Linked DNA regions of Homo sapiens: region 2 is linked to region 1. Evidence: read pairs that join two places in POLR2A ChIA-PET (ENCODE). Cell type or tissue: OCI-LY7. All regions are shown on one strand. Links, peaks and the distances in the headings refer to the core of each region. The heading gives the core; the rest is flanking DNA. Region 1 has its middle 45 kb from the start of CABLES1. Region 2 overlaps SLC35D4 (solute carrier family 35 member D4).

The links. ChIA-PET counts read pairs that join two places held together with the same protein. Peaks named below come from ENCODE experiments on the same cell type or tissue, not always from the same donor. Only the 100,000 strongest peaks of a DNase experiment are listed, where the experiment ranks them.
Region 2: POLR2A ChIA-PET joins it to region 1 with 14 read pairs; 2 of 35 experiments call an interaction of 5 or more read pairs at or near these places.

What each region holds. Positions count from the first base shown.
Region 1 is chr18:23,082,546-23,098,388 of GRCh38, forward strand. No RefSeq gene overlaps it. Among named protein-coding and RNA genes, the nearest start is that of CABLES1, 45 kb to the right of the region's middle. RefSeq lists an enhancer at 1,715-2,215. In OCI-LY7, for the core only: no CTCF peak of the experiment used is centred there; a DNase peak (open chromatin) is centred at 8,996; H3K27ac peaks cover 556 bases.
Region 2 is chr18:23,335,692-23,351,534 of GRCh38, forward strand. All of the region lies in intron 13 of SLC35D4 (solute carrier family 35 member D4), which reads right to left. Among named protein-coding and RNA genes, the nearest start is that of SLC35D4, 94 kb to the right of the region's middle. In OCI-LY7, for the core only: no CTCF peak of the experiment used is centred there; no DNase peak of the experiment used is centred there.

The DNA.
Region 1 (15,843 bases), core at 4,320-12,319:
GGATCACTTGAGGCCAGGAGTTCCAGACCAGCCTCGGACAACATGGTGAGACCCCTGTCTCTACAGAAAAAAAAAAAAATTAGCTGGGTGTGGTGGTGCATGCCTGTAGTCCTAGCCACTCAGGAGGCTGAGACAGAAGGATTGCTTGAACCAAGGAGTTTGAGGCTGCAGTGAGTTATGATTACACCAGTGCACCCCAGCCAGGGGAACAGAGCGAGACCCTGTTTCTAAATTAATTAATTAATTATGTAAAATAAAATTACCATGGCTATCATTGGCCCTTTACTTATCTGCATAACTTTTAGAATTAGCGTATGAAGATTGTCATAATACTCATTAGAATTTTCACGTAAATGTTATTGGATTCGCAGATGACTTTGGGAAGGATTGACTTCTTTAGGATTTCTTGGCTTTTTATCCACAAACATGATAAATATTTCCATTTGTTTAGATTTCTGAAAATATATTTTTTCATAGAGCTTTATAATTTTCTCCAGACAACTCTTGCACATCATTTGTTAGTTTAATTCCTAGGTACTTTGTGGTTTGGCTGTTATAAATGGAATGTTTCAGATGTTTATTGCTGGTATATCGTAATGCAGTTGATTCTTCATATACTGACATTATGTCTACCAACCTATATGTGTTCTTAAAGTTCGAACTTTAACATGTGATTCCTCTGCCAATTCTTAGTTCTTCCTGGACACCAGGGACTCCTTTCTGTGTGTATTTTTTGTTTGTTGGTTTGGTTTGGTTTGTTTTGTTTTTGGGGTTTTTTTTTTTTTTTTTTTTTTTTGAGACGGGAGTTTCACTCTTGTTGCCCAGGCTGGACTGCAGTGCTATGGGCTCACTGCAACCTCTGCCTCCCAGGTTCAAGCGATTCTCCTGCCTCAGCCTCCCGAGCAGCTGGGACTACAGGCATGCACCACTACGCCCGGCTAATTTTGTATTTTTAGTAGAAGTGTGGTTTCACCATGCTGGCCAGGCTAGTCTCGAACTCCTGACCTCGGGTGATCTACCTGCATCAGTCTCTCAAAGTGTTGGGATTACAAGCGTGAACCACTGCTCCCGGCCTTCTTTCTGTTTTTAAATCTACCTGTGGAAGATTTTCTAACTCAGTCCTTTGCAGAGTGTCAGGCACACTGCAGACATTCAATAAATATCTGTTAAATAAGTAATAGCCAAATAAAGGGATTTTCATTTGAAGAATTGTGCATTCACTCCTCTATGATCTGCAAATTCCATATTCAGCTATGTTAGCATAAGATTATGATACATGCATTTTTGCCTCCCTATTTAATATAGGTAAAATTTAGTTAAATGAAGAGAATAGCCCTTAAAGAAGGGAGGGAGAAGAGGAATATCAAAAATTGATAGCTGGGAGGAGGTGAGAAGGCATTGTTGCTAGGCAACAAATTTTATTTCTAGCAGTTGCTGACCCCAGTTCTAGAAGGTCTCCTTTCCCTCTCTCCTCTTCTTCATTCCCCTCCTCTTCTCATCTGATAGAGTCAAGAAAAAGATCACCCAGGATAGTGGGAGGTGGGAGTGGAGGGGAATTTGTTTACTGAACAAATCTCATATCTGGGGCAAAACGATGATTCGGTTTTCTTTTTTTCTGTTTTTTGAGACGGAATATTGCTCTGTTGTCCAGGCTAGAGTGTAGTGGTGCGTCCTTGGCTCACTGCAACCTCTGCCTCCTGGGTTCCTGCCATTCTCCCACCTCAGCCTCCCAAGTAGCTAGGACTACAGGCATGTGCCACCACGCCCAGCTAATTTTTTTGTATTTTTAGTAGAGACGGGGTTTCACCATGCTGCCGAGGCTGGTGGTGTACTCCTGGGCTCAAGCCATCCGCCTGACTTGGCCTCCAAAGTGTTGGGATTACAGGGGTGAGCCACTACACCCGGCCGTGTCTCTTTAAGGTTGTCTTCAGTTTGAAATCATCCTTATGCCAAAGGGGCACATTTTGGGGTGGCATATTCTGCTACCCTATATAATAATGACTAAAAAAGATGCTCAGTATCTTGATGATGTTTCTTGATGAGACTTAGCTTCTTTTTTTTTTTTGAGACGGAGTCTCGCTCTGTCGCCCAGGCTGGAGTGCAGTGGCGCGATCTCGGCTCACTGCAAGCTCCGCCTCCCGGGTTCACACCCTTCTCCTGCCTCAGCCTCCCGAGTAGCTGGGACTACAGGTGCCCGCCACCACGCCCAGATAATTTTTTTTTTTTTTAAGTTTTAGTAGAGACAGGGTTTCACCGTGTTAGCCAGGATGGTCTCGATCTCCTGGCCTCGTGATCCACCCGCCTCGGCCTCCCAAAGTGCTGGGATTACAGGCATGAGCCACCGGGCCCCGGCCGAGACTTAGCTTCTTTCATCTTTGTCCTTCCTCACCCAAGTCTCACCCTCAGCGCTCATCTGACAATCTCTCGCCTCATATATCCATCTGAGCCTCTCTCTGTGTCTGTGTCCTTTGTGTTTAAGTTTTCTGTGAAGACCTCATTGTGACAGGAATGTGCATGATAGGAGAGCAAGTGCTTCACCGAGGCTCCCTTCCTGTGCCCCAGCCTTCTCTGCAGAGGCACCTACCCCCACCCAAACCTCAATAATCCCTTCTGAATGTGACTTGCAGTCTCTGGAAGTTGAGGGAACAAATCAAATAAATGCCCTCCTACTCTCCTTAGCATGATTCCCAAGTGGAGACGTTCAAGTGACCCTTCAGATTTCTCCACGGAAAGGATGCATGGTTGCTAGGAAACCAACAATAGGTCTTAACCACACCTAGCATGAAAATACTCCCAACCTAAAGCTCTGTAATTACATTCGGGATTTTTAGCTGCTGCTCCATTATCATCTTTTAAAAATTCAATCTGACAAATATTTATGGAACTTGTACGTGCAAGGAACTTGCAAAGCACAGAACTGATCATGTCACTCTTCAGCTTAAAAGCCTTCTATGTCCTCCCTCCTGCATGTTGACAAAAAGAGTTAAATTCTGTAAAATATTTGAAGAGATTTATTCTGAGCCAAATATAAGTGACCATGGCCCATGACACAGTCCTCAGGAGGTCCTGAGAACATGTGCCCAAGGTGGTCAGGACGCAGCTTGGTTTCATGCATTTTAGGGAGACATGAGACATCAATCAAATACATTTAAGAAATATATTGGTTTGGTTCAGAAAGGTGGGACAACTCAAAGCGGGGGCTTCCAGGCTGCAGGTAAATTTAAACATTTTCTGGTTGACAATTGGTTGAGTTTATCTGAAGACCTGGGATTAATGGAAAGGAATGTTCAGGTTAAGATACAGGATTGTGGGGACCAAGTTTTATTGTGCGGAGGAATCTATCAGCAGACTTTAGAGAGAGAACAGGTTGTAAATTGTTTCTTATTGGACCTAAAAGGGTGCCTGGCTCTTAGTTGACTATCTCCTGAATCTAGAAAGAAAGGAAGGAAAACAAAGGGGGAAGGGGATTCTCTATAGAAGGTGGATTTTTCCCACAAGAGACTTTGCAGGGCAATTTCAAGGCATGGCAAGGAAATATATTTTGGGGTTAAATATTTTCTTTCTTGTCTCATAATGTTATGCCAGAGTCAGATCGAAAAGCAAGTCACAATATACAGGGTCAAATAAAACCATGAGATGAGAATCCATGCTTTGTAGGGCATAACTCCCCAGACCCCTTAGGTAGGCATTTGGGAAGATAAAAAGTCAGAGCTGAGCCGGGCGTGGTGGCTCACACCTTTAATCCCAGCACTTTGGGAGGCCGAGGCAGGTGGATCACCTGAGGTCGGGAGTTCGAGACCAGCCTGGACAACATGGTGAAACCCCATCTCTATTAAAAATACAAAAATTAGCTGGGTATAGTGGCGCACACCTGTAATCTGAGCTACTCCAGAGGCTGAGACAGGAGAATCGCTTAAACCTGGGAGGCGGAGGTTGCAGTGAGCTGAGATCGCACCACTGCACTCCAGCCTGGGCAACAGAGCAAGACTCTGTCTCCTGGAAAAAAAAAAAAAAAAAGCTTAGTCCTCATGTCCTACCCTCCCAAAAATGGAAAATGAAGTCAAAACTGCCTAATCTGGCCTGCAAAGCCAGCCTCCTTTCCTGCCTGCTGTAGCCTCACCTGGCGGCTGCTCACTGCCTCCACTGTATGCTCTTGGGTCTTTCTGAAATCCCATCCTGCTCTTGCCTACACAATGCCTTGTCATCTTTCCAAGCCCAGCTTAAAAGGGATGATTTATTCCAGGCTGAATGAATTGCTCATTCCTGTTCATTAATAATTTGAGGTGTGCATGATTTATGCAACAAAAATGTTTTATCTATGCAGTACTAAACACATCTTGTTTTCCTTCTAGCTTGCTCTTTTTTTTTTCAGAGATGGGGTCTCGCTATGTTGCCCAGGCTGGAGTGCAGGGACTATTCACAGGTGCAGTCAGAGCCCACTATAACCTTGAACTCTTGGCTTCAAGCAAGGCTCCCCGCCTCAGCTTCCCGAGTAGCTGGGAGAAATCACCAGTGAGCTCGGTTGCCTTCGTTCTTTATAGGAAACAGCTGCTAACTATTCTCTGTCTGCTTCTATCATATGGGTTCCCTATTGGTAACAAAACTAACACAGCTGATAATTCTTTTATTTCACAAATTATGGTCCTGACTTAATAAATACAGAGTTAAGAATTTTAAAATTTAAGAGGCAGCTAGTAATTATCCCAGAGGGGTTTTTAAAAAATTATATGCGCTCTGCTACCCAATCATGATTAGCACGGCAATGGGAGATGTCCCCGTATATCCAGGCTTTGTTCAGGTTTCATTAAATTTGGATGCTTCCAGAATGCTTCTACTCAAGAGAACAAGCATTATTTGAAGCTTCATGGTATCAAAAAGTTCATTCCTAAAGAAATAAATGGCTTTCTGTGATAACATAAACAACTTGCCAGCTATCAGCCATGAAATCTGGATTATCAAGATAGCTAACTTCTGGTTTTGTTTAGACACATGCTTACAATTCTCTCCAAACCTTGGTGCACACACAGGCCCTGTTTCTTGCAGCCTCTGCCTTTCATCGCCGCCATTGTGACAAATGGATTTGACGGGACCATGGATCTTTGAAATTGTTTCCCTTCACCACTCTCCTATATGTTTCCCTATATGATCATACTGGGAAAGCATTTCCCAGTATGATCTTAAATCATGGATAGTTTTAGTATCAGAGTCCTCCCAGAAAGCAGACACTGCCAGGCCCAGCAGCGATCCTGGCAATTTGGGAGACCAAGACAGGAGGATGGCTTGAGGACAGGAGTTTGAGACCAGCCTGAGTAACAGAACCAGACTCCATCTCTACAAATTTTTTTTTTCAATACTTAACTGAATATGGTGGTACCAGCTACTAGAGTCCTAGCTACTTGGGAGGCTGGCTGAGGCAGGAGGATTGCTTGATACCAGGAGTGTGAGTTTACAGTAAGCTATGATTGCACCACTGCACTCCAGCCTGGGTAACAGATCAAGACCCTGTCTCAAATTAAAAAAAAAAAAAAAAAGGCCAGGTGCAATGGCTCACATCTGTAATCCCAGCACTTCAGGAGGCTGAGGCAGGCAGATCACATGAGGCCAGGAGTTTGAGACCAGCCTGGCTAACATGGTGAAACCCTGTCTCTACTAAAAATACAAAAATTAGCCAGGCGTGATGGCACATGCCTGTAATCCCAACTACTCGGGAGTCTGAGGCATTAGAATCGCTTGAACCCGGGAGGTGGAGGTTGCAGTGAGCCCAGATCATGCCACTACACTCCAGCCTGGGCGTCAGAGTGAGACTCTGTCTCAAAGAAAAAAAAAAAAGAAAGAAAAGAAAAGCAGAAACCAATTTGGATATTTTAAGAGGAACTCAAAGGGGATTTATTATATAAGAGCTGAATGAGTGGAGAAGCCAAACAGAGAATAGCAACAGCAGGAAGTACTAAGGCTGGAAGACACAGAGTGAACGGAGCCCAGGATTCGGCATCACTGGGCAGATGCCGGAGCTGTTCACAGAGACACCACTCTTCCGGTAGCTTCCATGCTATATCAAGCCAGAGAGGACAAGGAACTTGAGAAGTGTAGTTCCCTGAGAGAGCTGATGGGAGCCCCGGAAGGCACGGAATGGGTGTGGTGGCAAACAGAGCACCAAGGGAGCAGGCTCCATGACTTTCAGCCCTGGAGGTGCGGCTCTGTGGCCCCGGGTGTTCTCCCAGGCCTCCTCTTAATCCATCTCATCCCAGTAAACCTCGCTGATGGGGACTGTGAAAGATGCCCCGCTCTTCTCCATGAGGGCTGGCCAGCTTTGGGGGAAATACGAATCTAAGTTTTCTGTTGTTTTTCTAATTAAGTTTTAAAAATAATTTTCAAGGAAGAAATTAACACCTCTACATTAGAACCAGGTGCCATATTTAAATTTCAAGTGGTTTTTAGTTTATCTCAAATGAATAAGTCTTTCTTTTCAACATTTAATATTCAAATACCTGTTCATAAAAATGCGTCTTCACCCTATTTTTGCCATATTTATTCCCTAGGGGATTTTCTTGGTTTGAGTCTTATGTTTAGCAGACACTTCAAGTCGACAAATTGAAATTGGCCGGCCATGGTGGCTCACGCCTATAATCCCAATACTTTGGAAGGCTGAGGCGGGCATATCACCTGAGGTCAGAAGTTTGATACCAGCCTGGCCAACATGGTGAAAACCGGTCTCTACTAAAAATACAAAATTAGCTATGCGTGGTGCATGCTGGTAATCCCAGCTACTTGGGAGGCTGAGACAGGAGAATTGATTGAACCTGGGAGGCAGAGGTTGCAGTGAGCCGAGATCACGGCACTGCACTCCAGCATGGAACACGAGAGCAAAACTCCATCTCAAAAAAAAAAAAAAGAGTTGGTGGGGGGCCGGGCACAGTAGCTCACGCCTGTAATCCCAGCACTCTGGGAGGCCAAGCCAGGTGGATCACGAGATCAAGAGATCAAGACCATCCTGGCCAACATGGTGAAACCCCATCTCTACTAAAAATACAAAAATTAACTGGGCGTGGTGGCGGGCGCCTGTAGTCCCAGCTACTTGGGAGGCTGAGGGAGCACAATCACTTGAACCTGGGAGACGGAGCGTGCAGTGAGCCGAGATTGCGCCGCTGCACTCCAGCCTGGCGACAGAGCGAGACTCTGTCTGAAAGAAAGAAAGAAAGAAAGGAAGAAAGAAGGAAGGAAAGAAGGAAGGAAGGAAGGAAGGAAGGAAGGAAGGAAGGAAAGAAAGAAAGAAAGAAAGAGAAAGAAAGAAAGAAAGAGAAAGAAAGAAAGGAAGAAAGAAGGAAGGAAAGAAGGAAGGAAGGAAGGAAGGAAGGAAGGAAGGAAGGAAAGAAAGAAAGAAAGAAAGAAAGAAAGAAAGAAAGAAAGAGAAAGAAAGAAAGAAAGAGAAAGAAAGAAAGGAAGAAAGAAGGAAGGAAAGAAGGAAGGAAGGAAGGAAAGAAAGAAAGAAAGAAAGAAAGAAAGAAAGAAAGAAAGAGAAAGAAAGAAAGGAAAGAAAGAAAGAGAAAGAAAGAAAGAAAGAAAGAAAGAAAGAAAGAAAGAAAGAAAGAAAGAAAGAAGAATCTCCTTTAAATTAGAAGGAAACTCTTAGTGTACTGCAGGATTCCTTTGCTAGGCTGAGCCCCAGTTGTCTGAAAGTCATTTGCCCAAAACATTTAACACTAACTCCTGAAAAATTCTGTACATGCTAAGAAGATCTGAACCACTTAGTGCAATAGGAATCTGCTAAAAAGCACCTAGGATAAGGGAAAACAACATAGAAAATCTGTATTTCTTCTTCTTCTTTTTTTTCCAAGACGGAGTCTTGCTCTGTCACCCAAGCTGGAGTGCAGTGGCATGATCTCAGCTCACTGCAACCTCCCCCTCCCGGGTTCAAGAAATTCTCCTGTCTCAGCTTCCCAAGTAGCTGGGATTATAGGCACGCACCACAACGACCGGCTAATTTTTGTATTTTTAGTAGAGACGGGTTTTCACCATGTTGGCCGGACTGGTCTTGAACTCCTGACCTCGTGATCCACCCACCTCAGCCTCCCAGTGTGTTGGGATTCCAGGCGTGAGCCACCGCGCCCGGCCGAAAAATTGTATTTCTATTCACAATGAGACAGGACTATTAAAACCACATGTTTATTTTTGGAAACTCTAATCTTCAGTAACTCTCATTTACAGTTCAACCACAATATGAAAACCCTTTATTATTTTATATCCAACTTTTATTATAAAAATAATAAATGCCCATATAAATATTTGGAAAATAAAAAGTATAATAATTCATGTTTTTAAAGCCATAACTTCAACATCTGATGATAACCTCTGTTAATACTGCAATGCCTATCTTGTGTGTGTGTATAAAACAACCTTGTAATCATATCACACATAGTTTTATATTCTGATTTTTATCATTTATCACTTTATCTTATGGATTTCTCCACACTAAAATGTTGCCCATTAAAAACTTATTATTATTATTACTATTATTATTATTTTGAGACAGAGTCTCTGTTGCCCAGGCTGGAGAGCCCTGGTGCCATCTCAGCTCACTGCAACCTCCGCCTCCCAGGTTAAAGAGTCTCCTGCCTCAGCCTCTTGAGTAGCTGGGATTACAAGCACGCACCACCACACCCAGCTAACTTTTGTATTTTTAGTAGAGACGGAGTTTCACCATGTTGGCCAGGCTGGACTCAAACTCCTGACCTCAAGCAATCCACCTGCCTCAGCCTGTCAAAGTGCTGGGATTACAGGCGTGAGCCACTGCACCCAACCTAAAAAATTCATTTTAATTGGCTCATGATACTTCATTGTTTGACAGTACTATAATTTATTAAATGATTTCCCTATTGTCAGACATTTAGGAACCACACTACAATTTATGCCTTGACAATCCAACATGAAAAGACTGTTTTTTTTTTTTTTGTCTTGAAAAAGGAAGTAACATCATCCCGAAAGAAGCTGGTATTTCCTCTTCTCAACCTCTGGTTCTCTCTCTTCACTGTCTCTGGTTTCATATTAACTTCATTTGAAGGCTTCTTCTTTTGCTATATTAAAGAATAGGAGTGAGAAAAGCAGCTACCACCTAGAGAAACTCTGACCAAAGGAGTGGCAATGGACGATTAATAAAATGATTATTTTAAAGATAAGCTTTGTTCTTGTTCTTTATAAATTGCAAGTCATGGCTGAATAATCATTTTTAAGAATATGTGTATATTTTTAGCCAGTTTTGGTGGCACGTGCCTGTAGTCCCAGCTACTCAGGAGGCCAAGGCAGGGGTATTGCTTGAGCCCAGGAGGTCAAGGCTGCAGTGAGCCATAATGGCGCCACTGCACTCCAGCCTGGGTGGCAGAGCAAGATCCTGTCTCAAAAAAAAAAAAAAATATATATATATGTGTGTGTGTGTGTGTGTGTGTGTGTGTGTGTGTGTACACATATATATTCCTTTTTAAAATATATATATATATATATATATTCTTATTTTTAAGATGCTTTAGATGAGTCAGTGTTCTCCAGATAGATGGATCCAATAGGATATATAGAGACATGAGAGGGGATTTATGAGGGGAATTGGCTCATGTGATTATGGAAGCTGAGAAGTCCCATGACAGGCCATCTGGAAGCTGGAGACCCGGGGATGATGGTAGTGTGGCTTTGCCCAAGTTCGAAGCCTCAGAACTGGGGAAGCCAATGGTATAACTCTCAGTCCGTGGCCAAAGCCCTGCGAACTCGGGGCTGGTGGAGGAGGATGCTGGTGTAAGTCCCGGAGTCCAAAGGCCAGGGAGCCTGGAGTCCTGCTGTCCAAGGGCAAGAGGAGAAGGCCGTCCCAGCTCCAGGAGAGAGCATGAGACTCTGCCTTCCCTCTGTCTTTCTATTCTCTGTGGTCCACCAGTCGATTGAACGTTGCCTGCCCACACTGAGAGCAGATCTTCCCTGCTCAGTTCACCAAATCACAATCCAGTCTCCTCTGGAAACACCTCACCAACACATCCAAAATGATGGTTTACCACCTCTCTAGATATTTCTCAATTCATTCAAGTTGACACCTAAAATTAACCATCACACTTAGAAATCCCTGTTATGTTGGCTGGGCACGGTGGCTCACACTTGTGATCCCAGCACTTTGGGAGGCCGAGGTGGGTGGGTCGCCTGAGGTTAGGAGTTTGAGACCAGCCTGGCCAACATGGTGAAACCTCATCTCTACTAAAAATACAAAAATTAGCTGGGCATAGTGGCGGGTGCCTGTAATCCCAGTTACTCAGGAGGCTGAGGCAGGAGAATCACTTGAACCTGGGAAGTGGAGGTTGCAGTGAGCTGAGATTGCGTCACTGCACTCCAGCCTGGGTGACAGAGTGAGACTCCATCTCAAAAAAGAAAGAAAGAAAGAAAAGGAAATCCCTGTTATGTGAGTGATGAGTTATGAATTCCACAGAAGGCTGTGATTAGGTATCTGTTTTGATTTATTTGGGATACCCATTGGTTTTCTTTTTCTTTTTCTTTTGAGACAGAGTTTTTCTCTTGTTACCCAGGCTGGAGTGCAATGGCGCAATCTCGGCTCACTGCAACCTCTGCCTCCTGGGTTCAAGCGATTCTCCTGCCACAGCCTCCCGAGTAGCTGGGATTACAGGCGCCTACCATCACATCTGGCTAATTTTTTGTATTTTTAGTAGAGACAGGGTTTCACCATGTTGGCCAGACTGATCTCGAACTCCTGACCTCAGGTGATCTGACCCCGTCGGCCTCTCAAAGTGCTGGGATTACAGGCATGAGTCACCGCACCCGGCCTACCCATTGGTTTTCTTGTGACCTTTTGTATTTTTGTAGTAGGCATCAATGATTTGGAGTGGGATTGGTCCTCTCGTGTGTGTGTGTGTGTGTGTGTGTGTGTGTGTTTATTTTGAGACAGAGTCTCACTCTGTCACCTAGGCTGGAGTGCAGTGGCACGATCATAGCTCACTGCATTCTCAAACTCCTGGGCTCAAGCAATCCTCCCTCCTTACTCCCAAATAGCTGGGACGACAGGCGTGTACCACCATGCCCAGCTAATTTATTTTTTTTTTCAGACGGAGTCTCACTCTGTTGCCCAGGCTGGAGTGCCGTGGCGTGATCTCGGCTCACTGCAAGCTCCACCTCCCGGGTTCACGCCATTCTCCTGCCTCAGCCTCCCGAGTAGCTGGGACTACAGGTGCCTGCCACCATGCCTGGCTAATTTTTTTGTATTTTTAGTAGAGACAGGGTTTCACCATGTTAGCCCGAATGGCCTCGATCTCCTGACCTTGTGATCAACCTGCCTCAGCCTCCCAGAGTGTTGGGATTACAGGCGTGAGCCACGGTGCCCAGCACCCCCCCTTTTTTTTTGAGACAGAGTTTTGCTCTCATGTTCCAGGCTAGAGTGCAGTGCCGTGATCCCGACCTCAGGTGATCTGCCCGCCTCGGCCTCCCAGAGTGTTGGGATTACAGGCGTGAGACACTGTGCCCAGCCTACCACTGCACCTTCTAATCTGGGGTTCATGTTACAAGTACAAAGGAAGATAAAGCAGTGAAAATTATGTCCCTTTTTAGGAGTGGAATTTGGATAGAAGACTCTTCTGCTGAGATGTTTGTAAACAACAGGTCACCTGCTAATTGAATAGAAGGATCTAAGCATTCCTTTGGGGTGCTACCTATGAGCATTGAACATCTCCTTCTTTCCACAGGAGCCATGTGCAGCTTGAGTATCCAGGGGTCATCCAGTCTGTTTCTTCTTCACTCAAGTCTACACTCTTTTTAAACACCCATCTAGAGGTAGAGCCAGAGGGGAGTTACATTTGGGAGGAAAAAAGAGAGAAGGGCTATGATTCATGGAGAGAACTGGCTCAAAAACTGCAATCCAGGTCAAGGTCACGGCTCCCAGCGTAAACTGAAGAGCCAGGGACCCTCGGCATCAATGGCTTGGCTCTTGGCACCGCTTCGGGTCAGGCTTAGTGTTGATACGGTTCATCAATTTGTTTTCAGAGAGCTGCCCCAAAGTCAGCAGGGTCAGTCAGTTCTAACCAGCAGGCAATCGAATAGCCAGCAAAGGCACCCCAGGGAGGGGGAGGAAGGAAGAAAGTAGGACGCCCGACTTGATCATGCTAATCCTTTAAGAACCCATCCGGCAGAGCCCAGTGTTTCAATCTTCTGCGCATATTAGCACTCAGCCATCAACCGACCCAACACATTTTCTCCTCATTTGCAAAATAGTTCTACAGACAAAATTGAAAAGCCATCTCTTTGGTTTCCTTAAGTACTGGGATGGGAACTGTAACTCCCATCAGTTCATCAGCAGAAGGACATATCTTTTTTTCCAATCTGCAAGACAGGCAAGGAAACGGGAGGATTGGTGAAATCATGGACTCAGAGCTCCCAGCCTGGGAGACAGCTTTCCAGGGAACCCGAGGAGGGGTGGAAACAGACGTGCTATTCGGGTGGTGTTAAACTATATTTCGCTCCACCCGAGAGAGATGTGAATGCCAATTGCCTCATATAGATCACCAAACTAGCACAGATGAAACACAGAATAGTAACAAAACTTGCATGATCCAAACAGCTGCTGAAAGTCTCCTTCTGCCAAAAACACAGAGCATCTGGTAAATCCTGAACTTGTCCTAGCATTTTTGTCAGAAGGTAAAGGAAAAAAGGAAGGTGGCTCCAACCCTGGAGTCAAGTCTGGCAACCCAGGAGGCAGGTGTGGGTGATATGGAAGGGAGGGGTCTAGACTGTTAAGCAAGTAAAGAAAGTAAGGAAGGGTTAAGTGCTTCACCTTAACCTTTGTTGATTTAAAAAAGATATCAGAAAGTTCGGCTGGGCGCAGTGGCTCCTGCCTGTAATCCCAGCACTTTGGGAGGCTGAGGCGGGAGGAGGGCTTGAGGCCAGCAGTTCAAGACCAGCCTGGGCAACATGGCGAAACCCCGTCTCTACGAAAAATACCAAAATTAGTCAGGTGTAGTGGTGCACACCTATAGTCCCAGCTATTTTGGAGGCTGAGATGGGAGGATTGCTTGAGTCTGAGAGGCAGAGGTTGTGAGTGAGCAGCACTGGAAGGTGGAGATTGCGCCACTGCACTCCAGAGGGGGCGAGAGAGCAACATTCTGTCTAAAAAAACAAACAAACCAAAAAGATATCAGAAAGTTTATCCAAAAGGTACATGCATTTGATGATACAATGTCTATCATTTGCTTCAAAATTAGTGGCAGCAGAAAAGGAGCTGAGGATAGCTAGGTGGGAGTATAGAGAAAACAGGATTGTCAGCCGGTCTGGTGGTGCACACCTGTGGTCCCAGCTACTTGGGAGGCTGAGGCAAGAGCATCCCTTGAGCCCAGGAGTTCGAGGCTGCAGTGCGCTGTGATTGTGCCAGTCAGAAGCCACTGCACTCTAACTCAGGCAACATAGTGAGATCTGTCTCTAATAAAAAAATAAGAAAGAAAGAAGGGAAAAGACAAACAGGATTGTCTATGAGTTGATCATTGTTGAAACCAGTTGATAGATTCACAGGAGTCCATTATATTACTGTCTTTATTTGTGTGTATGTTTGACATTTCCCATAATGGCAAGTAAAATGCGGCAGGGTGCAGTGGCTCACGCCTGTAATTCCAGCACTTTGGGAAGCTGAGGTGGGAAGATCGCTTTAGCTCGGGAGTTTGAAACCAGCCTGGGCAACATGGTGAAACCCCATCTCCATAAAAAATAAAAAATAAAAAAACATAAAAATTAGCCAGGCTTGTTGGCACTCACCTGTAGTCCCAGCTACTCAGGAAGCTGAGGCAGGAAGATTGCTTGAGGCCAGGAGGCTGAGGTTGCAGTGAGCATTGCTTGCACCACTGTACTCCAGCCTGGGTGACAGAGCAGGACCCAGTCTCAAAAAACAAAAACAAAAACTAAGTAAAATGAAACAAAACAAAATATTTTTTAGTGTAATACTCATTCTAAGGCAAAACAAAAATGCTAAAAGGAAGAATGACTTAAAGACATGACAAGCTTTCAAAAAAGAAACTGTCTATTGATAAGAGCACAAGCAATCCCCTTTAGGGAGAAAGTGTGTGTGTATTTTGGGGAGCAGGGCGGGGAGGCAGCATTAAGAGCAGGTGACTCGGCTGGGTGTGGTTCACCTTCCCTAGGGCCCATATGGACATTTATGGGGACATTTTTGCTTGTCGTACTCATGGGTGGCGATGTTGGTTCTCAGTGAGTGGAGGGAACCAGGGATGTTAAAAGTCCTTTAATCCAAGGACATAGAACTGCCCCCCCTTTGGCCCCGATGCCAGCAATGCCCCAGCTGAACAGTACAGATGTAAGAAAACCAAAGTGCCAAGGTAGCCGCGGGGGGAGCCCATCTGTTCACCTGATCTTAAAAGCAGATGCTCCATGCACAGGGAGGATGCACAGTAAAGGATGAATAATAGGCCAGGCGCGGTGGCTCACACCTGTAATCCCAGCACTTTGGGAGGCCGAGGCAGGCAGGTCGCTTGAGGTCAGGAGTTCGAGACGAGCCTGGCCAACATGGAGAAACCCTGTCTCTACTAAAATACAAAAATGAGCTGGGCGTGGTGGCAGGTGCCTGTAATCCCAGCTACTCAGGAGGCTGAGGCAGGAGAATCACTTGAACCCAGAAGGCAGAGGTTGCAGTGAGCTGGGATTGCATCACCACACTTCAGCCTGGGTGACAGAGCAAGACTCCCTCTCAAAAACAAAAGATGAATAAGTGGATCGAGAGGCTGGGCACTGGGGTCCCTCATGCCTATAATCCCAGTGCTTTGGGAGGTCAAGGCAAGAGGATCATTTGAGCCCAGAAGGTCGAGGCTGCAGTGAACTATGAGCACGCCACTGCATTCTAGCCTGGCCAACTGAGTGAGACCCTGTCTCAAAAAAAAAAAAAAAAAAGAAAAAAGAAAAAAGAAAAAAAAAGAAAAAGAAAAAAAGGAAAAAGAAAAAAAAGTAGGTCAAGAAAGCCAAAAATGGGCTGAGTAGAGGCTTGTCAAGATTCAAGAGTCAAGGCATTGGCCGGGTGCGGTGGCCTACGCCTGTAATCCCAGCACTTTGGGAGGCCGAGGCAGGCAAATCACCTGAGGTCAGGAGTTCAAGACCAGCCTGGCCAACATGGTGAAACCCTGTTTCTACTAAAATATAAAAATTAGCTGGGCATGATGGTGGGCGCCTGTAATCCCAGCTACTCAGGAGGCTAAGACAGGCAAAGCACTTGAACCTGGGAGACGGTGGTCACAGTGAGCCGAGATCGCATCCCTGCACTCCAGCCTGGGTGACTGAGCGAGACTCCGTCTAAAAATAAAATAAAATAAAATAAAAGCCGGGCACGGTAGCTCACGCCTGTAATCCCAACACTTTGGGAGGCCGAGACGGGTGGATCACGAGGTCAGGAGATCGAGAACATCCTGGCTAACACGGTGAAACCCCATCTTTACTAAAAATACAAAAAGCAGCTGGGCATGGTGGTGCACACCTGTAGTCCCAGCTACTTGGGAGGCTGAGGCAGGAGAATTGCTTGAACCCGGGAGGCAGAGGTTCCAGTGAGCTGAGATTGTGCCACTGTACTCCAGCCTGGGCAACAAGAGCAAAACTCCGTCTCAAACAAACAAACAAAAAAAAAATAGAGAGAATTGGAGGCCAGTCACAGTGGCTCACACCTGTAATCCCGGCAATTTGGGAGGCCGAGGCAGGTGGATCACCTGAGTTCAGGAGTTCAATACCAGCCTGGCCAACATGGTGGAACCCCATCTCCTCAAAAATACAAAAATTAGCTGGGCATGATGACGGGTGCCTGTAATCTCAGCTACTCGGGAGTCT
Region 2 (15,843 bases), core at 4,967-12,966, 250 kb after region 1:
TCAGTTTTTGAGTGAGTACTCACCCCACACTCATTTATTGGACACCATACTACAATAAACCAAGCACACATCAATTCATCCCCTAGAGGAGGCCGTGCAAATATTCCCAATTAACTGGCCTTTATGTTGCAAAAACGACTTTCATTTTTTAAAAAATTATCTGGGACACTAACGGCACCCATAAAAACCTTAGAGTCAGGAAGTTTACAGAAAGTAAGGACATCTCCCCAGTAAATGAACAAATGATAAATGAGCGAATTCATTCAAGTCAGAAGTTGTGAAACAGAATTGTTATCCTATTTTTGCAACACAGAAGATTGTGATGATCAAAGGCATTAAAAATAGCTCGGAAAAAATGAAGACAACATAACTGGAAATTAAAAAAAAAAACAAGAACCTTACTCAAAACAGCAAAATGTCCACTCATAGCACTCATTTCTCTATGAATTATTTTGACAATAGGAAATGGAATTTAAAAATTTTTCCTGAATCCAAAACTGTATTTCCCCTCCCACGTTCCCTGCAGGAAAACCTTGTTCATAAACAAACAACTCCCAGATAACTAACTTCTTGGCTGGCTGTTTCCATGCGAATGGCAGCTCCCAAACTTGCCACTTCATGTTCCTGTCGCCTCATCAGTGATGTCATGGAAAGACATCAGACATGCTGTTATTATTGCCGAGCGAGAGTCTGCAAAGGAAATTATGCTGCTGCCTCTAGGTTTTAATTTTCCATGAAAAATTATTCTTATTGCCATAGCCGCTGAGACAGTGAAAAAGAAAAATGATTTAATTAGGGAACAGCCATAATTAGATTTTTTAAGCATGGTCTTTCAATATAAAAGTTACATTACAGTACAGCTTCATGTGGTTTAACAATGTATTTTCATCAGACCCTTCCAGAACATATGAAGGTGTTGAATAACAACTGAAGGAAGAAAAGGAATGCTAAACTGCTATAAGAAAGTTATATCTGAAATGAGCTTCGAAACGTGATGGGAAGGAGGAGTGAGGTGTCCTCAGCAGCTAAGATGGGAAGAACCTCAAATAGTGAACTGGGGAGAGGAGCCCCCTCTTCTGTGATTACCGTTCACCATCCAGGTGGTGGAGAAAGACAGTAACAGGCTCCCCACCCAAGAGATAGTGGGAATCAGGATGATAATGCAAGGATGACTAGAAAGAAAGAAATAACAGCAGTAATAGAATACAAAGTAGAAAAATGAAGAGAACCAACTCTGTTCAGCATAGACTTGACCTAGTGAGAGCAAAGTGTGATGGGCTTTGTAAACATACTTCTATGATTTCCCCTGTAGTGTGTGTGTGTGTGTGTGTGTGTGTGTACCAGAAATTGAACCTATAAGAACTATGATTACAGACTATGAGAGATTTGTTTACTTGTCACCTCCTCAGAAGTTCAAGGTATGAGTCAATGTTAAGCCTTGAAACTTCCCTACAAATGTATCTCAAAAAATTAGTGAAGGGTAAAAAATTACATTATTTAGGCCGGGCGCGGTGGCTCACGCCTGTAATCCCAGCACTTTGGGAGGCCGAGGCAGGCGGATCACAAGGTCAGGAGATTGAGACCATCCTGGCTAACATGGTGAAACCCCCTCTCTACTAAAAATACAAAAAAAATTAGCTGGGCATGGTGGCGGGCACCTGTAGTCCCAGCTACCTGGGAGGCTGAGGCAGGAAAATGGTGTGAACCCAGGAGGCGGAACTTGCAGTGAGCTGAGATCATGCCACTGCACTCCAGTCTGGGCGACAGAGCAAGACTCCGTCTCAAAAAAAAAAAAAAATTACATTATTTAGAAGTCATGAAATCTGTGTGATTATTCCACGTTAAAAAAAAATTCATCTTTTTCTCTTAATTCCACCAGAAACATCGAGAGTTTTACCAATGGTCTTGGAGATATTCTAAAATTCTGAACATGGAATCTTAATAACATCTGTTGATAACACTTTCATGAGTTCATCGTATATTTCAAACAGGTTTAATTTTGTCTAGTAAAGTGACATAACCAAGACTCCTTCTTAGTTCAATATTGTGGCAATAGATCAAGACACATGTCAATGTCAACATGTCACTGAAGAAAGAAAGACATTAGGCCTTGCTATTACTTTCACCCAAGCTCCTGAAACCTGGAAAAATAGCAGGAGAGATAGGAAGTTGAAACTCAGAAAAATTCCTAGGCAGCTAAGAGATCTTCATAAGGATACATCAAAAAGAGGCTGAAATTAACCAGCTGACTCTTTTCAACTCTTAAGGGAAACTCCTATATGGGAGACATGGTCAGGGATGGCGGTCATGTTACCCACAAGGAGGCGTTGTTATGGAGACAGCTTTGAAGGATCCCTGGCAATTCCAGTGTATAATTAAGGCTAGTGAGTGATCACAGAACAGCCAGCAGGGTGGTCTCCATGGAAACCACCAAACATATATTTTCACATGCAGAGCAAATGTTCTGAATCAATGACTCTTTATATAGGTTTAAAAACATTGTGAATGATGCATCAATTGCTTCTTCTGTGAGACAATAACTGATTAAATATGCAGTGAGAGACCTTGTCCTCATGCATGCTGAATTCTGAGTAGTGTCTAGAATAGACAGTCCACAACTAAATTCACTACCTAGAACTAGTGAATACAAACAGTAAATTCAGACCCAGGAAATCACTGGTTAATTTCATGAGAGAATTAAAACAGCAGATTGATGGAGTCAAGGAAGACCTGCCAACTGCTGGCTCTCATTAATCTAGGGCTCTCTACATATTATTTAATCCTCTCAATAACATAGACATTATTATTGCATTGTTTACAGATGAGAAAAAATGATTCATACACCTAGAAAGTGGCAGACAAGACTCAAAAGCTGGGTTCAAATTAAGTCTTGGTCTAGGTCTGTATGACTCTACATAATGCTCTGTGTCTGCAGAGCACTTTTCCACCCCCCAGCCATTTTCACATATATTATCTCATATATTCTGCTTTGAAACACTTAGGATCACAGGTTCTAGCATTTTCTAATTTTGCAATATGTCCCCCCGGGTCCTTGACTCTGTGCCCAACTTCTGTACCCACAATGCGCTCCAGGTTCTAGGACTTACATGGGACCATATCTAAGAAGGCTTTGCCCATCTTTCACTCTGACAGTATGAACACCATTCCATCCTAAGGAGCAATAGGAAGGAAAATCTCATGCCATAAGTGTAACAAGGTCTCACTCTGTGGCTCAGGCTGGAGTACAGTAGTGCAATCATAGCTCATTGCAGCCTCAAACTCCTGGCTCAAGCAATCCCAATCCTCCTGCCTCAGCCTCCCAAGTAGCTGGGACTACAGGTACAAGCCACCACACCTGGCTAATTAAAAAAAAACTTTTTGTAGAAATAGGGTCTTGCTATGTTGCCCAGGCTGGTCTTGAACTCCTGGCCTTAAGCAATCCTCCTGCCTTGGCCTCCCAAAGTGCTGGGATTACAGGCATGAGCCACCACACCTAGCCTATAAGTATAAATTCTGACTGTCCAAACAAAGCAAAAAGAGAGATAAACAATCCAATTAACTGCTTGTAGCATTTACAACACAATCATCCACAAGAGAAGGTGGAATTTGGAGACAGGGGTGAAAGGTCAGATTGCTGCATATTTCCTACTTTAATCAGTCTTATTACATAATTTTAAAATCTGGCAAATGCTTTATTAAGTAGGCACTGATAATTAATAATATAGTTCCTAGCAGATCATTATATAATGCTACAATTCAATGTAAATGTGATTAGCATTTAGTCTTGAATACCAGATACAATAGTCAGCACTGTCAGAGCTTGTTATCATCACAACGTTTGTGCACTATCTTTGGATATCTTTCTAGTTCAGACTCCTTGCTTTACAGATGAAACAATGGAGGATTACAGGGTGTCTTAGTCCATCTGGGCTGCTATAACAAAATTCTATAGGCTGGGTAGCTTACAAGCAATAAAGATTTGTCTCTCATAGTTCTGGAGGCTGGTAAGGCCAAGGTCACAGCCCCTGCAGATTCCGTGTCTGGTGAAGGCTGCTGTCTCAGAGATGGCACTTTCTCACGGCATCCTCAAGGTGGAAGAAGCAAGGCAGCTCTCTGGGACCTCTTTTACAAGGACACTAATGCCCTTCATGAGGGCTCTGCCTTTATGAGCTACTCATCTCCCAAAGTCCCCGCCTCTTACTACCATCACCTTGGGGCTTAGGATTTCAAGGTATTGATGTTAGGGGAACATAGACATTCAGACTAGAGCAAAGGGGTTCCGCGAATAGTGACCAAAGTCAAACAGTGAGTACTTCTTCCTTTCCTTTTTCCCCCTGAAATCCCAGTCTCTCTACCACGCACCTCATGGAAAAGACTAGAGCCTCCGTGCATGCCTCTCTCCTATCACTGCCCAGGACATCTCTAGTATCACCCAAACTGTAAGAATCTAGTGCTTGGGCAACATAACAAGATCTCATCTCTACAAAAAAATAAAATTAGCCTGGCATGGTGGTGCGTGCCTATAGTCTCAGCCACTGGGGAGGCCGAGGCAGGCAGATTGCTTGAGGCCAGGAGTTTGAGGATACAGTTGCATGATGGCATCACAGCACCCTGGCCTGGGTGATAGAGAGATCCTGTCTCTAAAAAAAAAACAAAATCAAGTATATCTTAAAACCCCTGGAGTTGCCAGCTGTTTCAGGCCAGCAGTACATTATGACATAGTTTTAGGGAAGGGATAGGGGAGGCAAGTGAGGTGCCTAGGCTGCGGCATTTGAGGAGGTGCTTGTTCACACTCAGGCACCAACCCAGCACTGCACAGCCCAAGAGTGAGGGCCACCTTCATCTTGGTCCTGTGTATATGAAAGATGAAATTCTAACAATGGAAAATATAAATGAAACCAAATCAAGAGACTTATTCTGAGCAAGCTATGAAAAGTTATTTTCCCAGGGCCATAGAAAAAAACAGACAAAGGCTGGGTTTTCTGCCTGTCATTGTCTTCGGGACATGAGATGGTGGTAGCAATTACGGCATCAGCTTTAAAGGAAGAAAGTGATCTTACAGAGGCAGCTTTGAAAGGAGGAGCACAGACTGGCTCCTCAGGCCCCACAAGCATTGCCGCTGCTGTCCCGGGAAGCTTCTCCGCCCCTTGCTCTTGCGCCACATAAACTCACTCTGACCTCCGCTGCTTCTTCCCAGTGATGCTGAGAACTCAAGTCAGTCTGAAGTTAACAAGAGTAAGACAAGGCACTACTCAATCCAGGAAGAATTCTCATGTGAGGATTGAAATCTGCTGGAGAAACTGACTAGGAGAAAACTATAAACTCACACACACCACATCTTCCTTTCACGTCTACACACGTCCCTGCATTTCTCTTCAATTTGTTTACTTTGTTCTGCCTGAGTGCTTTACATCATATGTGAGAGGGGATCCTGAGATTTTATGAAGATGCAGTTAGATTTTACATGCCCAAATTTACCAAAATGAGAGATTATTTTTTAAAGAGTTGCTAAATATTCCAATACTTTTGGCTTCTTAAATTTTTTCTCAAATGCCCAGAGAGAAAAACAACAATAATAGTGATAACAACCTAAAATGACTTCAAAGGCACTTTTTCTCCACGCTAAGTATTCTCAGATCTGAGGAAGATACTGAAAAAGGTGAGGACCAGAGACAGACATGGATGCCTTCTCTCAGAACTTGGAACTGATGAAGTTGATGTGACATCTTCGAAAACAGCCCCCAAATGGGTCCTTTTGGAGCAGTGAAGAAGGCCCCTCGGCCCCCTTAACGACCTCCCTCCCTGTGTATTTTTTAGTCTTCACATAAGCCCGATTCTCCTCTGGCACCACTGAAACATCCTTCTGAGTCACTTTCTGAACATGCTGGCACCCAGTGTAGGCACAATGACATCATGGGAATGCTGTATTGCTAAGTACGATTTTGTCGTATTTCAAATGTCAGCACGTTTTGATGTGTAGGTGGTTCAAAGAATGGATACATATTCTACCACGGAGGATCACAAGCTTATTTTCAAATAGGAAAAAGAGAGAGAGAGGGGAGATTGCTTGATGTACCCGAGGCTGGAAGAGATAGATCTTAATGGCTCATTGAATCCAATTTTCATTTAAGAAGAATTAGCATTAAACCACAGCAGCCAATTAAAAATCCTCCCTCTTCTGAATTAACTATTGAAGAGAAAAATTATAAACTTCCCTCAGAATTTAAGAAGAAAAGAAAAATACAATAAATAAAAAAGAGACTTGAAACTAGTTGTCAAATAGGTAAACTCATATACACAGGAAAAAAAAAAATGTCCTAAATCCTAAAGGACAGGATTTAAGCACTATGCTTTGAGCACTATTACTTTACAGCTTTCAGGGATGATTTGCATGCCATAAAATTCACTTATTATAAAGTGTAATGATTGTTAATGGACAAATTTAATAAATTAACTTAAATGATGATGCAACCATCACCACAATCCAGTTTGAAAGTTTCCATTAGCCAAAAAACTTCCTTTGAGTCTATTCACAGTCAATTTCTTTCTCTAAGAAACCACTGGTATACTTTCTGTCTCTATAAAATTGCCTTTTTATGGGCATTTCACACAAACTGAATAATACTATATGTATTCTTTTGTGACTGGATTCTTTAGCTTAGCATAATATTTTTGAGGTTCATCCATGCTGTAGCAATGTATTAATAGCCCATTCCTTCTGATTATTGAATAGTATTCCAAATTGTATATATATATACTATATCTTATTTATATATTCACTAGTTGATGGACATTTAGAATTATTTCCAGTTTGGGTTTCTTATGAATAATGCTAATATGAACACTCATGTATGGGTTTTTTTGTGGCCATATACTTTCATTTCTCTTGGGTAGATTCTTAAGAATAGAATTGCTAGGTTGTAGTCACTTTATGTTTAATCTTCTAAAACTACCAAACTGTTTTTGAAAGTGACTGTATATATGCCTACCAGCAATTTATGAATGTTCTGGTTTCTCCACATCCTTGCCAACATTTGGCACTGTCTGTACCTTTTTAAAAAATTATAGTAGTGGGTGCGTGGTGATATCTCATCATGGTTTCAATTTGCATTTCTCTAATGACTAGTGATGCCAAACACCTTCCTATGTACTTATTAACCATTTAGATATCTTCTTTTATGAAATATCTGTTCATGTGTTTAGATCAGTTTTATTTTTTATAAGTATCAACATTATCTTTTTTTTTTTTGAAATGGAGTCTTGATCTGTCACCCAGGCTGGAGTGCAGTGGCACAATCTTGGCTCAATGCAACCTCCACCTCCTGGGTTCAAGTGATTTTCCTGCCTTGGCCTCCCAAGTAGCTGGAACTACAGGCGTGCGCCACCACACCCAGATAATTTTTGTATGTTCAGTAGAGACAGGGTTTCACTATGTTGACCAGGCTGGTGTCGAACTCCTGATCTCAGGTGATCCACCTGCCTCGGCTTCCCAGAGTGCTGGGTTACAGGCATAAGCCACTATGTCTGGCCTCAACATTATCATTTTATTTATTTATATTTTTTATTTTTATTTTTATTTTTTTTGAGACAGAGTTTCACTCTTGTCGCCCAGGCTAGAGTGCAATGGCGTGATCTTGGCTCCTGGGTTCAAGCGATTCTCCTGACTCATCCTCCTGAGTAGCTGGAATTACAGGCATGCGCCACCACATCTGGCTAATTTTGTATTTTTAGTAGAGACAGGGTTTCTCCATGTTGGTCAGGCTGGTCTCAAACTCCCGACCTCAGGTGATCCGCTCACCTCCGCCTCTCAAAGTGCTAGGATTACAGGTCTGAGCCACCAAGCCTGGCCTATTTATTTATTTTTAACTTGTATTTTTTGTTAACTTTTAGGTTCAGGGGTACATCCCCAGGTTTGTTATATAGGTAAATTGCATGTCACAGGGGTTTGATGTACAGATTATTTCATTACCCAGGTAATAAGAATAGTACCCAACGAGTAGTTTTCCAATCCTCTCTGTCCTCCCATCCCTCACCCTCAAGTAGGCCCCGGTGTCAGCCGTTACTTTCTTTGCATCCTTGTGTTCTCAATGTTTAATTCCCACTTATAAGTGAGAACATGCGATATTTGGTGTTCTATTCCTATGTTGTTTCGCTTGGGATAATGGCCTCCAGCTCCATCCATGTTGCTGCAAAGGACATGATCTCATTCTTTTTTTTTTTTTTTGAGATGGAGTTTCGCTCTTGTTGCCCAGACTGGAGTGCAATGGCGCTATCTCAGCTCACTGAAACCTCCACCTCCCAGGTTCAAGTGATTCTCCTGCCTCAGCCTCCAGAGTAGCTGGGATTACAGGTGCGTGCCACGACGCCCAGCTAATTTTTGTATTTTCACCATGTTGGTCAGGCTGGTCTCAAACTCCTGACCTCAGGTGATCCACCTGCCTCTGCCTCCCAAGGTGTTGGGATTACAGGTGTGAGCCACCATGCTCGGCCAATCTCATTCTTTTTTATGGCTGCATAGTATCCCATGGTGCATATGTGCTACATTTTCTTTATCCAGTCTACCATTGATGGGCATTTAGGTTGATTCCATGTCTTTGCTATTGTGACTAGTGTTGTGATGAACACACATGTGCATGTGTCTTTATGGTAGTACAATTTACATTCCTTTGGCTATATGCCCAATAATGGGATTGCTGGTTTGAATGGTAATTCTGTTTTAAGTTCTTTCAGCAATCAACAAACTGCTTTCCTTTAGACCATTTTTAAATTGGGTTGTAGGTCATCTCATTGAGGTGTAAGAATTCTTTATATATTCTGGATATAGTTCCTTTATCAGACATTATGATTTGCAGATATTTTCTCCTAGGCTGTGGCTTACCTTTTAATTTTCTTTTTCTTTTTTTTTCTTCTTTTTTTTTTTTTTGTTTTGAGACAGAGTCTCGCTCTGTCGCCCAGGCTGGAGTGCAGTGGCGCGATCTCGGCTCACTGCAAGCTCTGCCTCCTGGGTTCATGCCATTTTCCTGCCTCAGGCTCCCGAATAGCTGGGACTACAGGTGCCCGCCACCACGCCTGGCTAATTTTTGTATTTTTAATAGAGACCAGGTTTCACCATGTTAGCCAGGATGGTCTTCATCTCCTCACCTCATGATCCGCCCGCCTTGGCCTCTCAAAGTGCTGGGATTATAGGCGTGAGCCACAGCACCTAGCCTACCTTTTCATTTTCTTAATGGTGTTTTTTGAATTGTAAAAGGTTTTAAGTAAACTACATTTTATCAATTATTTTATGACTTATGCTTTTGGTGTCATATCTAAGAATCTGCCAAACCCAAGGCCATTAAGGCTTTTTGTTATGTTTTCTTCTAATAGTTTTCCAGTTTTAGCATTACATTCAGGTCTGTGATCCATTCTGAGTTAATGATGGCGAGCAAGGATCTAAGATTGTTTATTTGTAGGTTGGTTTGTATATGGATATCTGATTGCTCCAACACCGTTTGTTGAAAAAACAATCCTGGCCAGGCGCAGTGGCTCACGCCTGTAATCTCAGCACTTTGGGAGGCCGAGGTGGGCGGATCGCTAGGTCAGGAGTTCAAGACCAGTCTGACCAACATGGTTAAACCCTGTCTCTACTAAAAATACAAAAATTAGCCGGGCATGGTGGTGGGCACCTGTAATCCCAGCTGCTCAGGAGGCTGAGGCAGAAGAATGGCTTGAACTCGGGAGGTGGAGGTTGCAGTGAGCCAAGATCGCACCACTGTACTCCAGCCTGGGCGACAGAGGGAGACTCCATCTCAAAAAAAAAAAAAAAAAAAAAAAAAAAAAATTCTTTCCTCATTGTGATTGGCACCTCTGTTGAAAATTAATTGACCATAAATGCCTATCCCTACACCAATACCATAATGTCTTGATTATTCTAGCTTAGTACTAAATTTTCAAATCACATAATTTAAGTCCCCCAACTTTATCTTTGTCAACATTGTTTTGGCTATTGCATTTCCAAATAAATTTTAGACAAATTTGTGAATTTCTACCAAAAAAAAAAGCCTGCTGGGATTTTGACAGGGATTACATTGAATCAATTTAGCAAAAATTTCCATCTTAACAATATTGTATTTCTTGATTTTTTAAGATTTTATTTAATTCCTCTCAAAAAGGTTTTATAGTTTTCAATGTATAAATGTGATACTTCTTTGTTAAGTTCCAAAGTATTTTTTCCTTTTTGATGCTATTGTGAATGGAATTGTTTTCTTAATTTTATTTTAATAAACATGACTTTTCATTACTAATATATAAAACTTTGAGCTGGGTGCACTGGCTCATACCCATAATCCCAGCACCTTGGGAGGCTGAGATGGGAGGATTGCTTGAGGCCAGGAGTTTGAAACTAGCTTGGGCAACATAAGACCCCATCTCTACAAAAAAAAAAATATTTTTAAAGTAAAACTAGTTTTATTTATTTATTTAAGAGACAAAGTCTTGCTCTGTCACTCAGGCTGGAGTGCAGTGGTGACAATAGCTCACTGCATCCTCAAACTCCTGAGCTCTGGCGATCCTCCTGCCTCAGCCTCTTGAGTAGCTGGGACCATAGGCACATGCCACCATGCCAGACTACTTTTCTTATTTTTTGTAGAGACAGGATCTCACTATGTTGCCCAGGCTGGTCTCAAGTGATCTTCCCACTTCAGTCTCCGAAAGTGCGAGGATTATAGGCATGAGCCACCACACCCTGCCTTCAACTATTTTTATAGTTTCCTTGGGATTTTCTATATATATGATGGTCTCATTTGTGAATAAAGACAATTTTATTTCTTCCTTTCCAATCTGGATGCTTTTTTTTTTTTCCTATTGCACTGCCTATTGCATTCCTAAAAACTCCATTCCAATGTTCAATAGAAATGGTGAAAGTGGACATTCTTATGTTGCTCCTGATCTTAGGGGGAAAGTATTCAGTCTTCCCCTGTTAAAGATAATGTTAGTTACAGGATTTTCACAGATTTTATCAGGTTCTCTTATATTACTAGTTTTTTGAGAGTTTTTATAATGAATAGATGCTAGATTTTGTCATGATTTTTCTGAACCTATTGAAATGATCATGTATTTTTGTTCTTTAGTCTGTGAAAACAAGGTATTACATTAGTTAATTTTTGTATGTTAAACCAACTATGCATTCCTGAGATAAATCTCACTTGATTATGGTGTATAATTCTTTTTATATGTTGCCAAATTTGGTTTGCTAAGATTTTGCTAATATATTTGTCCCTGTGTTCATGAGGAATATTGGTAATTTTCTTATTATTTGTTTTATCTGGCTTTACAGCTGGGTAACCCACCTCATAGAATAACTTGGGAGTTATTCCCTCTTCCTTTAGTTTCTAAAAGAATTTGTTTTAAAACACTTCTTCTTTAAATATTTGATAGAATTCATCAATAAAGCCAACTGGGGCTGAGCTTTTCTTTTCCTAAAAACCTAAGAAAGATTTTAAATTACTTATTTTTATTTACTTGTTATGGATGTATTCAGATTTTTCATTTCTTCTTGAGTCAGTTTTCCTTATTTGTTCCTTTCTGGGAATTTGCCCATTTCATCCAAATTGACTAATTTTCTGTCATAAAGTTATTCAAAATCTGAAGTTATCTACAATATACAATCCTTTTAGCTTCTATAGGATCAGTAGTAACATCTTTTTCATTTCCAAATTTGATAATTTGCATCTCTCTCTCTCTCTCTCTTCTCTCCTATCTCTCTCTCTCTCTGAGACAGGGTCTCACTCTGTCACCCAGGCTGGAGTGCAGTGGCGTGATCACGGCTCACTGCATCCTTGACCTCCCAAGTGATCCTCCCATTTCAGCTTCCCAAGTAGCTAGGATTACAGGTATGTGACACCATGTTCAGCTAATCATTTAAAATTTTTTTCTTGTAGAGATGGTGTATCACTACGTTACCCAGGCTGGTCCTGAATTCTTGGGCTGAAGTGATCTTCCTGCCTTGGCCTCCCAAAGTGCTTGGATTATAGGCATGAGCCACCATGCCTGGCCTCTTTTCTCTTATTTTCTTGGTCAGTCTAGCCAGAGGTTTGTCAATGTTGCTGATGTTTTCAAAGAATCAACATTAATATTCTACATTATTTTTCTGTTTCCTATTTCATTAATTTCCACATTAAACTTTATTATATCCTTCCTTCTGCTTACTCTGAATTTAGTTTGCCCTTTCTTCTTTTCTAGTTTCTTAAGATGGAAGCATAAGTTATTGATTTGAGACCTTCATTCATTTCTGATATGGGTGTTTACAGATATAAATTTCCCTTCAAGCACTACTTTAGCTGCATCTATAAATTTTGATATGTTGTATTTCTGTTTTCATTTGATTGAAAAATTTTAATATCCATTGTAATTTCTTCCTTGACCTACAAACTATTTAGAAGTATATTTAATTTCCAACTAAATGGGGTTTTTCTAGATTTTTTTCTATTGTGAATTTCAAATTTAATTCTGCTATGGTCAGAGAACATACTTCATATGATTTCAGTCTTTTAAAACTTGGGAGTTGTTTTGTCAACCAGCATACTATGTATTGTGGAGAATATTCCATGTGCGCTTGAGAAGAATGTGTATTCTGAAATCAATTGGTGGGGTGTCACATAAATGTCAGTTATGTCAATTGGTTGATAGTGTTGTTCAAGTCTTCTATGTACTTCTATATTCACGCTTTTCTACTGAGTTGTTCTGTCAACTGCTGAGAGTGCAGTATTGAAATCTCCAATTAGTATTGTTAAATAATCTATTTATCTTTTCTATTACTTGTTGTTTCACATACCTTGGGTGCTGTTTTAGGTGTATATATATTTAGAACTGTTATATCTTCCTAATGCATTAACACTTTTATCATTATTAAATGTCCCTATTTTTTCTCTAGTAATATTTCCTGTTATAAAGTCTATTTTGTCTGATTTTAATATAGCCACTATACCCAGCTTTCTTATGGTAACTGTCTGTGTGGTTCTTCCATCCTTTTACTTCCAGCCTACTTGTGTCTTTTACTTTAAGGTATAACTGTTATAGACAGCATATAGCTCATATAGCTGGGTTTTGTTTTTAAAAAATCCAATATGACAGTCTCTATTTTTTGTCAGGTATTTAGTCTATTCATATTTAATGTAATTACGGATATGGCTGCTAGCAACAAATCTCTTAGTTTTTATTCATCTAGGAATGTTTTTATTTCTCTTTCATATTTGAAGAATAGTTTTGCATATATCAAATCCTTGGTTGACAGGTTTTTCTTTCAGCATGTTGAATGTGTCACCCCACTTGCCTTCTGGCCTCCACTGTTTGTGATGAGAAGTTAGCCACTAATTGCACTGTTGTTCCCCCATATATGTTGAATAATTTCCCTCTTGCCACTTTTAAGATTTTCTCCTTGTCTTTCAACAGTTTGATTATAATGTGTCTAGATCTCTTTTTGTTTATCTTACTTGGGACTCACTGAACTTACTGAATCTGTAAATTAATATTTTTCAACAAATTGATTTCTTCAAATATTGTTCTAACCCTCTCTTCTCTTCTGGGATTCTTATTACACATATGTTTGTTGCTATATTTGATGTCTCACAGGTCTCTGAGGCTCTGTTCACATTTCTTCAATTTAAAAAAAACCTGTTTTTTGGCCAGGCACGGGGGCTCACGCCTGTAACCCCAGCACTTTGGGAGGCCAAGGCAGGTGGATCACGAGGTCAGATATCGAGAACATCCTGGCTAACATGGTGAAACCCCGTCTCTGCTAAAAATACAAAATATCAGCCAGGCGTGGTGGCACGCACCTGTAGTCCCAGCTACTCGGGAGGCTAAGGCAGGAGAATCACTTGAACCCAGGCAGTGGAGGTTGCAATGAGCTGAGATGACACCACTGCACTCCAGCCTGGGCGACAGAGCGAGACTACGTCTCAAAAAACAAAACAAAACAAAACAAAAGCCTATTTTTTTAGATTGAATTATTTCATTTGCTTTACCTTCTTATAAGTGGTACTTATAAAAGAACTTATAAGTTCACTTATTCTTTCTTCTGCCACGTCAAATCTGTTGAGTCCCTCTAGAGCACTTTCAGTTCAGTTATTGTACTTTTTACCTCTAGAATTTCCATTTGGTTCTTTCTTTTCCTTTCTGTAAATAATTTATATCTCTTTACTGAGATTCTGTATTCACCGAGTCTTTGCTTCAATTCTTTAAACATGGTTTCCTTTTGATTTCTGAATAAATTTAAATAGCTGCTCTGTAGACTCTTTAGGCTAAATCCTACTTCTGAGGACAGACACCCAGAGATAGTTCCTACTGACCACTTTTTTACTACACACAGATCACATTTTGCTTCTCTGAATGTCTCTCATGTTTTTGTTGAATACTGAACCTTTTACATAACATACGGTAGCAACTCTGAAATCTGACTTTCCCCACAAGATTTGTTGTTATTGTTGTTTTGCTTATTTAGTGATTTTCCTGAACTAAATTGTGAATGTGAAATCTGTCTCCCATATAAGCTACAGCTGCTGATGTCTTTACTCAAATTTTTTTCTTGTTTTTATTTTTAAATCTGGTGTCTAAGGGTCATCCTCATGTCTGCATAGCTTAGTGTTCTGGCAAAGACTAGTCAGAAATTTTGCTCCAACACCTTGGGCCAGAAAGGCTTCTCCCTGCTCCTGACTCTGTGTGCGGGCTGGGAGAGCACATTCAAACCCCAGGCTGTTTTCACATCTGCCCTGGCTTTTACTTTCTGCTAGCTCTTTCACAGCTCCTCTGTGTGTGTATGCAGGCTCTGCTGGCCAGGAATACGTGAGCCTGTTCCATCACTACTGCTCATATACACAGACTAAGTTCAATCTGGGACATATTAAAAAAAATCAAGCCCCTGATTGCTGTCTCATCTCTCAGAACTACCTATTAAGTCCCCCACTAGACCACTGGTCCACTGCTTGTTCCAAAGAGGACTATCAACTCAAGCTAGTAAAGCTACTGGCCTTTCGTGTTCATGCACCACCGAGTTGGCCTATTTAACAGACAATCCTCCAAACAGAGTGAACCCCTCTTGGAAGTGGTGGTAAGCCTGCTGGTTTTCACAGCCTCGCCTGCTCTGGTTGAACTATCACACTGGGGAGGAGGGAATGGGAGTGATGATAGGCAAGAACACCACAGATTCGTTCTGTTCCTACCCAAAGGTTAATAGTTTTCATGAACAAATGCGTCTCAATTTATTGCATATATTTGGTCAATTTTTAGGGAGCTGAAATGGATGTTTTTGACAGTTTTCTTCCAGCTTTCTAGCTGTTTTTTGGGAAGAGGTTTCATCAACCTCCTCACTCTGTCATGCCAGAAATCAATATCTCAGCTACTTTTTACATTCTGCTAGAATTGGAATTATTAATGCTATTAAAAAATAGGCCATGTGGACCGAGCACAGTGGCTCACACCTGTAATCCTAGCACTTTGGGAGGCTGAGGTGGGTGGATCATTTGAGGTCAGGAGTTTGAGAACAGCCTGGCCAACATGGTCAAACTCCATCTTTACTAAAAATACAAAAATTAGCTGGGTGTGGTGGCGCACACCTGTAATCCCAGCTACTTGGGAGGCTGAGTCAGGAGGGTCGCTTGAGCCTGGGAGGCAGAGGTTGCAATGAGTTGAGATCATGCCACTGCACTCCAGTCTGGGCAACAGAGTAAGACCCTGTCTCAAAACAAAACAAAACAAAAACAAAAACAAAAACAAAAAAATGCATGGGGGTGAAAATATCATTAAAAATCTTATTTTCAAAGCAAAATGTTTGAGGTTTTTTTTCTGGAGAAACTTCAACCCATAAAA